2 separate regions of the Mus musculus genome follow, and region 2 is linked to region 1. Evidence: chromatin contacts called from ENCODE Hi-C or POLR2A ChIA-PET data. All regions are on one chromosome and are shown on one strand. Each heading gives the region's core, a stretch centred on a gene start or an enhancer-like site at or near the end of the contact. The rest is flanking DNA. Distances are from core to core; before and after follow the strand shown. Region 1 has its middle 25 kb from the start of Gm52069. Region 2 has its middle 28 kb from the start of Gm34640.

What was found. Hi-C counts contacts between places; a loop is a spot of excess contacts on that map. ChIA-PET counts read pairs that join two places held with the same protein, here RNA polymerase II (POLR2A).
Region 2: a loop to region 1 is called in a map of mouse embryonic stem cell, with 2.1 times the contacts of the local background. The contact joins two enhancer-like sites. A Hi-C loop is called at or near these places in 2 of 37 maps with a recorded cell type or tissue (heart and mouse embryonic stem cell). POLR2A ChIA-PET finds 5 or more read pairs at or near these places in 2 of 5 experiments (both embryonic stem cell).

The regions. Positions count from the first base shown.
Region 1 is chr13:54,113,015-54,116,993 of GRCm38, reverse strand. No RefSeq gene overlaps it. Among named protein-coding and RNA genes, the nearest start is that of Gm52069, 25 kb to the right of the region's middle. Within about 2 kb of position 2,118, at least 1 of the 3 ENCODE cell types and tissues checked has a DNase peak (open chromatin) inside an H3K27ac peak, as active enhancers do.
Region 2 is chr13:54,151,655-54,155,633 of GRCm38, reverse strand. No RefSeq gene overlaps it. Among named protein-coding and RNA genes, the nearest start is that of Gm34640, 28 kb to the left of the region's middle. Within about 2 kb of position 1,778, at least 1 of the 3 ENCODE cell types and tissues checked has a DNase peak (open chromatin) inside an H3K27ac peak, as active enhancers do.

The DNA of each region.
Region 1 (3,979 bases), core at 869-3,368:
GGATGGTGAGAGGCTACATGGGGTGCGGGGGGGCACTGAGGTGCCCTAGCCAACACCCTAGTCTGATTACTAGGCATGCACATGACTGAAGACCTATCTGGCTTCCCAGCAACCACATGCAGCTCCTCACCTGAGTCTGGGTGAGAGCAGGAGAGGCAAAGCCCGGCCAGCTGCAGGATCTGGAGTAGAATCTTCTTGAAAGAAGTGAGTGTAATGGTTTGTTATGCAGCAACAGGCAGGGAACGTCAATGTACCAGAATAAGCCCCTCACAGGGAGAAAAGAAACCTTACACTGAAGTCCACCAAAGACCAAAGAACTCATTTCTAAAGTCATTCACAGGCATAATAGAGCCCACTGTGGGGCTCCAGACAGCACCTGATACTTCAAGCAGCCGACCCTGTATCTGAAACCCTCTCTGAAGTGCATTTTCAAAGCTCGATGATGAGCCGTGGCTTTAGGGACATCTGCTGCCTGCCTTGGGCAGCTTCAGGATATCTTTTTTTTTTTTGGTTTTTTGAGACAGGGTTTCTCTGTATAGCCCTGGCTGTCCTGGAAACTCACTCTGTAGACCAGGCTGGCCTTGAACTCAGAAATTCACCTGCCTCTGCCTCCCAAGTGATGGGATTAAAGGCATGCGCCACCACGCCCAGCTTTCAGGATATCTTGATGTTTAACATGGGAACAGAGACTGGCCCTGTCCATCTGGACACTGGCAGAAGGTAGGCTGAGGGCTGGGCCTGGGAGGAGGTGACTGTGGCAGGCACCAGTGTGGTGGGCAGGGTACTCTGCTCAGAGCTCTCTCTGTGTCATGGTGGCTGGTGGGTCTTTTACTTGTTGTGATTCCCCCACCTGCGAGGTGGCCATTTCTAAAGTCATTCACAGGGCTCATGAGGGATGAAATGAAGTGTTCTCTAGGGAGGAATAAGCTGAATTTCTGCACAATGGGGCTCATTGATGGGCGAGAACTACATGAGAGAGAACACATGTTAGTAAGCTCTGCACTGTGCTGGACAGAGTGCAACTGTGTGGGCCTTAATCTGCTTCCTAGCATTGCCAGAACCACGGAACGATTTCTGGTACGTTCCTGTTACTAGAAGTTCTCAGCCAGAGATGCATCTTAAAATAGGCTCCCAGTGCTTAAAAATTCCAGTCCCCAGCCTAAGCTCTCACTGAGAGAGGTTTGGAAGGGACCGGAGGACAAGACCCCTTTAATGGACACGACCCCTTTAATTCCCTCTCAAATGAACTTGGAATGAAACTTGGGATTAAAAATGCGTGCTGTCTACATACTCAAACAGCGAGTGCTCTAATGCTCAGTCAACTTTCAGTGATGTCCCATTGCTGTCAGTCTCTGTCCTTGTCCCTCCAGATCACACCTCCCCAACCTCTGGCTCTGTTCTCAGATGGATGGAATTGGACCTGCCTCCTCCAGATTTTGCTGGGAGACTCTAAGCACGTGGAGATTCCTTTGTTTCTCACGCTAAGTTCACAGCACACTGCCTTTTCCTCTGTAGCAACCCTACTTCACGTAGGGGCTTCATTTCCCTCTCCCTCCTCCTCTTCCTCCTCATCACCTCCTTCTCCTCCTCTTCTCCATCCTCCTCTCTGTCCTCCTCCTCCTCCACCTCTCCTTCCTCCTCCCCTTCTCCTCTTCATCCTTCTCCCCTTCTCTTCTCCATCTTTCTCCTCCTCCACTCTATCCTCCTCCCTCCACCTCTCTGTCCTCCTCTCTGCCCTCCTCCTCCTCCTTCTCCTTTCCCTCCTCCTCCATTACGACCACTACCAGCTCCCACCACCAGCACCACCACCACCTTCTTTGATGTCTCCTGGCCTGTTCCACTTTCTCTGTCCTCACCCCCACAGTCCCCTTAAAGCTTCTCACCCTTCCTCACCCCACATGGCTCCTCTCTGAAAGTGGATTCCCAGCCCTTCCTTCCTCATCTGAAATTGTTATTCAGAGTCCGTACCACGGGGTTGGGCCCGTTCTTATTTCAATAGAACCGGTATTTTCCTCTCTATTTTTAGTTTTAAAAGGCTGTTCTCTCATATTACCATCTTTGTCAGAGCCACTGCTTCTGTAGTCAGCATTTTCATTATCAGAGTAGCGCACAGTCTACTAGAAAAAGGGATGAGAACAGAGCCTGGCTGGTGACTGCTGTCAGCCCTGTTGGATCTACGCTCCTGGCCCTGAAGGCAGCAGGATGGCTTTCCGGGACCACCCAAACGAAGCTCCTGGAAGCAGCGTGGGAGCTTTTCCATTTAGATGTTATTATAGAGGAAAAGGCCAAGGGATTGGGGGACACAAACAGGCCACTGGCCCAGGGTTCCCTGGGAATATTAATGTTCAGACTGCTCAGTGGAACAGATTGGCCCATATTAAAGATGAGGAGATAGGCTCTGAGAAGAGGCTCACCGAAGCAGTGGCAGCGCCAGGCTGTGAAGGAAGCCCAGGGTTGAGGCTGAAGCCGTGCCGTCTCAGGTGCTCAGAGCTCCCAGGACCGGGATTCGTGGGCTTTTTCCTAAGCTGCTGCATGCTGCTCTGATCTCTAGGTCTTGGCATAGTTTCCCTTCCTGGTGATCTCCGCGCCCATTGGGGATGGCTCAAAAGGCTTGCTGGGGGCACTCCCACTCTGTCCCCTTTCACAAAAAGTTCAATGCTCATTCTCTGAGCTCCTGGAATACCATCAGCTCTGGTGGCACAGAGGTCAAGGGCAGAGCCCTGCCCACCTTAGTCTGGGGTGTGACCATGCCTTTCTCTTACTTTCGCTGAAGACCCCCTTTTACAATGTACCCCAAAGAAATGCACATGGGGAGGATTCCATCCTGCCCACGGACTCCAACAACAGCAATAGCTACTGCTGGGGGAATTGTGTCTTTCTTCCAAGCCTTTAGGACCACCTGCTTAAGCTTGGGACTAGCCTGCAGCCTCTTGCCACCAGCAGGCAGCTCCTGGAAGCATCTAGCATCAGCCTTGAGATCTTGCAGGCAATGCTGCTCTCTGGTGTCACTTCACAGTACTGCCGTTCCTCTCTGGTCCGGAGCTGGGATTGCAAACCCTGGCGCAGGCCTGACAAGGAGATGTGAGATAGGAGTCTCTCATTGGCCTGAGGCTAGGCCAGGCTGCCTGCCAGTGAGCCCCAAGAGATCTGCTGGTCTGTGTCTCTCCAGTTCTGGGTTACAAGTGATCACCGGTTGTTGCACCCAGCTTTTTTATGCAGACACTGGGGATTGAACTTAGGTCTTCATTACTTTAGGACACTTTATCTCTTCAACCTCAGATTTACAGAGGTCTCTGCTTCCTGAGTGCTAAGAACAAAAGTAAGTACTATTGTGCTCTACTGTAGAATTATTTTTCAATAGCAATGAACATGTCCTGAGTTCGAGAAACAGAAAAGAGGGGAAAAAGTAAACCTCAGGCCAGCGTCGGTCTTAGTGCCCAGTGGCAGCCTTTCTTCTCTGCTTAGTGCACACTGTGACAGTCAACTGAAATGTACCAATATGTCTATTTTGCAAGACTTTAAAAAATACTAAAGGACTTGCGTTCTAATGTCTTTGATTACTCCTATAACAGTGCATGCCTATTATCTTTTGCTAGGAAATATCTCGCCATCCTCTGGGAACGTCCTCCAACCTCTCTGCCACCCCAGTCCCTTACCTGCTTCCCCAACATACTCAGTTCACACGGCTCGCATGGGAGAAGCCAGAGAGCATATTTCCATGGGATTGATTTGTAGAACTAAAGTGGTTAACAAGGAGGCATGAAAGTTTTATAAAATGTCATCAGATACTGTCAGACTTGTACTCTGCAATTGGGCATTCTCACTTTCTAGTTGGGCCGCAGACAAAACGCCGTGAAACTCCAGGTCAGAGTATTGAGCGTGCACCATGCCATGTTATGCTATGCTATGTTAACCCTCATTACCACGCAGGGAAGGAAGCCAGGCTACATGCTATGTGAATCCTCGTTACCACCCAGGG
Region 2 (3,979 bases), core at 529-3,028, 39 kb before region 1:
AAGGCAGGAACATGGCAGCATCCAGGCAGGCATGGTGCAGGAGGAGCTGAGAGTTCTCCATCTTCATCTGAAGGCTGCTGCTAGCAAAATACTGGCTTTGAGGCAGCTAGGATGAGGTTCTTAAAGCCCAAGCCCACAGTGACACACCTACTCCAACAAGGCCACACCTACTCCAACAAGGCCACACCTTCTAATAGTGCCACTCCCTGACATAGAAAAACCATAACAAAACATAACTACACAAAAGCAGTGGCTTCATCGGTGGAGCCTATGACTCCACCAGTCACAAGATTTAATCTTGGCTAAGGTACTAATTGTGAGTTGCCCACTGTGGAACAAAACTTGCATACAATTGGGAAGCAGTTGGTTACACCCATGACAGTCATGTCAATATTGGAAAAGAAGGCCCATTTTGCCTGGTATGTTTATATTTCTTAGTGAAGAGTCCATAGCTGACCAGAACTAGCATCCTCTAGTGCTATAAAGGCCAGCCAATAAAGAGGCAGCTTCCAGCTTGGTCCCAACCTGATTTCTCCATGTCTTCTATCCAAAGCATGTGGGGTCTTCAGCGATGGGGTCTGTCTTAGTTAGGATTTCAATTGTTGTGAAGAGACACTATGACCATAGAAACTCTTATCAAGGACAACAGTTAACTGGGGCTTTTTTACAGTTCAAAGCTTTAGTCTGTTATTGTCATGGTGGGAAGCATGGCAGCAAGCAGGCAGACATGGTGCTGGAGAGGTAGCAGAGAGTTCTACATCTGGATCTATAGGCAGCAGGAGGACACAGTGAGCCACTAGGCCTGGACTGAGCCCACCTCCCAGTGACGCACTTCCTTCAACAAGGCCACGCCTACTCCAACAAAGCCACACTTACAATTAAGCTACTCCTTATGAGTCTCTGGGGGCTATTTTCATTCAGACAAACCACAGGGTCTTACTGTGTAGTCCTAACTAACACCAGTGGCAGTATCCTTTATTCTTTATGAGGCTTTGGGAGTCTCTCTAGCCACAACTCATATGGCTATAACCTCTGCTTGCTAATGGCATTTTTACTTAACAATCTTATGACCCATGAAAGCATCGTTTGCCATTTACGGAGAATGTCTTTATTTAAGATTCTTAGCTGTTAGCGCTATTGTTAGATATTTTTACAAGTCTGCAAGGCACTCGTGTATATCTAGGTGTTCCAGTTTCATTTCTGTTGCTAAAGTACCCCAGTGAAAAGCCATGTAGGGAAGGCAAGGGTTTATGAGGCCTACAATCCCAGTTACAGTCCTTTATTTTGGAGATGTCAAGGCACAGACTTAACGCATCATTTCCAGAATCAAGAACAGAAAGGCTATGTAAGAAGATCACTGCTTGCTCGAGCTAAGGCTCAGGGCCCAGGCAAGACAGCAATGCAGATGGGCAAGTGGCATAGGGACTAGGATAGATGTCTCAGTCAGTCTCTCTCTCTCAGTCTCTTGTCTACACACACACACACACACACACACACACACACACACACACACTCACATACATCGAGACAGGGGTGGGGAGCAGATGGAGTCACCTACTCCCTCCAGAGATGAGCTGGTCTCTCAGGAGGAGGATCCCATCACCCAGCACTGCTTCGCAAAACTTGAGCTTTTCCCAAGGGAAGTGAGGAGGCAGCGTGCTGCTCTCAGCAGGCCACGGACCCTGCTCCTCCCCCTGGCTGCTTTGCTCGACTCCTGCTGGAAGTCAGAGGCGGAGTTCAGGGGTGTCACCTTTATCTGAGAACTGCCTGTCCTCACTTGAGCTCCTCCCGCTTCAGCCATTGTTTCCTGTTTTTCAGAGGGCAACCCTACCACGTTCACTGTGCACTGCTAGCACTAGGGTGGGCAGCAGGAGTCCTCAGAAGAGGCCTGGGCAACCCCAGGCCCAGGTATGCGGCTAGAGCAGTGGTTCTCAACCTTCCCAATGCTGTGACCCTTTAATACAGCTCCTCCGGTTGTGGTGACCCCCTACCACCACCACTATAAAAGTATTTTGTTGCTACTTCATAACTGTAATTTTGCTACTGTTACCAGTTGTAATGTAAATGTCTGATATGCAGGATGTGTGAATCCATGCAGAGGTCATGTCTCACCGGACTGGAGCCTCTGAGTTAGAGGCTCACTATGAAGTGATTTCCTTGCTAAGCTGTGGGGTGCAAGTGGGTGGCCAGCTTGCCCTGACACAGGGAAGCTTCATTAATGAAGGAAACCAGTGCGGGGCAGCAGGTTGGATAGAGGAAAGAACAAGGAAAAATAGAAATGAGTACAGAAGCTAAGTTGAGTTGGTTCTTTGTTGCTCAAAGAGTTGCTGCAAACCACTCCACCACCAAATGGAAGCCTTCCTGATATCCGGAGTAGGAGTGGTCCTCGTACTTCGGTGCTCAGCTGCTTTGGGCTTTTGTCTTCTTGCTCTTGGACTGGGAAACTGCTCTTCTCCCCTTATTACTGCCTGATCCTCATAGCAGTCAGCACCATTAGGTGCATTAGCTTCTTCCTAAGCGGCCGTGTGCATTTTAATTGGCTGCCTGGAGAGCTTGTTAAGAAGTCAGTAGGGAAGAATGCTGAGTTTGATTAGTTATGTCTGTTGTGGGGACCCATGCGGAAGGAGGGCAGATTCCTGTGCATCAGTAGGGAAGGATGCTGAGTTTGATTAGCTATGTTTATCTTAGGGACCGGTACATAAGGAGGGCAGATTGCTGTGCTGCAACCTGCCAGTGGATGTGAATCAATCTTGGTCTGATTTTATCTATGCCAGTATTATCAATAGACGGGAGTCTTAACCGATTTTCCAAAACCGATTTCCCAAATTGGTGCCATTTATCAACCCCATTGAGAAAATGGAGGTGGAAAGATCTGTAGTCAGAGGTGACTGAGGAGCCTGGAGTAGAGGGAGATTCATAAAGGATGTGGACCAGAGGCCACATCTTGCCTCCAGCACCTTCATGCACAATTATTCCCCTCCCATGACACCTGCATATGAAGCAGACACCCAGTCTGGCCTGCAGGGGTCTCACCTGTCAACTGAGCCAGATGCTCTGGTGCCTTGTTTCTAGCAGATGCTATTTGTGTCCTGTGCTTGTGTCCCTGTGAGATGTTGTGGTGGTTTGAATAGGTATGGTTTGAGTGCTTGCTTGGCCATAGGGGCTGGCACTGTTAGGAGGTATGGCCTTATTGGAGGAAGTGTGTCACTGTGGGGTTGGGCTTTGAGGTCTCCAATACTCAAGCTCTACCCAGTGTGGCACACTGTCTCCTGCTGCCTGAGATTTTAGATATAGGACTATCAGCTCCTCCAGCATCATGTCTGCCTGCTTCCTGCCATGATGATAATGGACTGAACCTCAGAAACTGTAAGCCAGCCCCAGTTAAATGGTTCTCTTTCTAAGAGTTTCCTTGATCATGGTGTCTCTCCCCAGCAATGAAACCCTAAGACAGATGTTACTCTTACTAACTCTTAATTTTTCCTCTGAGCCCTGCACCAATGTCCTCTTGCCCTCCTGTTACAATAACATTGAAGACCCATAAAAGGAATGATGCTGCCTTCTAGCCAAAGGAATAAAATCTACTTCTAGAGACATACAGTTGTCTCTTCAATCGAGAGTTAATCCAGTGGGCCAAGGGACCATCCCTAAGGAATGCAAGTTTACATTAATCTACCCTGAAGTGATAGTGTAGCTGGCCTTTGCTACTTTGTGGGCTCTTTTTTTCCCCCACCCTTTATGCCTGCAGTTTCACCTCCTATCACTAGATAGAAGAGAATGAAGGATATATATATATATATATATATATATAGAGAGAGAGAGAGAGAGAGAGAGAGATCTGAATCTAATTTCTTTTTTTCCTTTCTTCTTCTTTGAGCAGGAATACTGACAAGCTGCAACCAACCTCCCTGAATGACCAACAAGCACCCCTCCCCCACTCACCCAGGATCTAGCATTATATATATCCTCTGAAAAGTTGCAA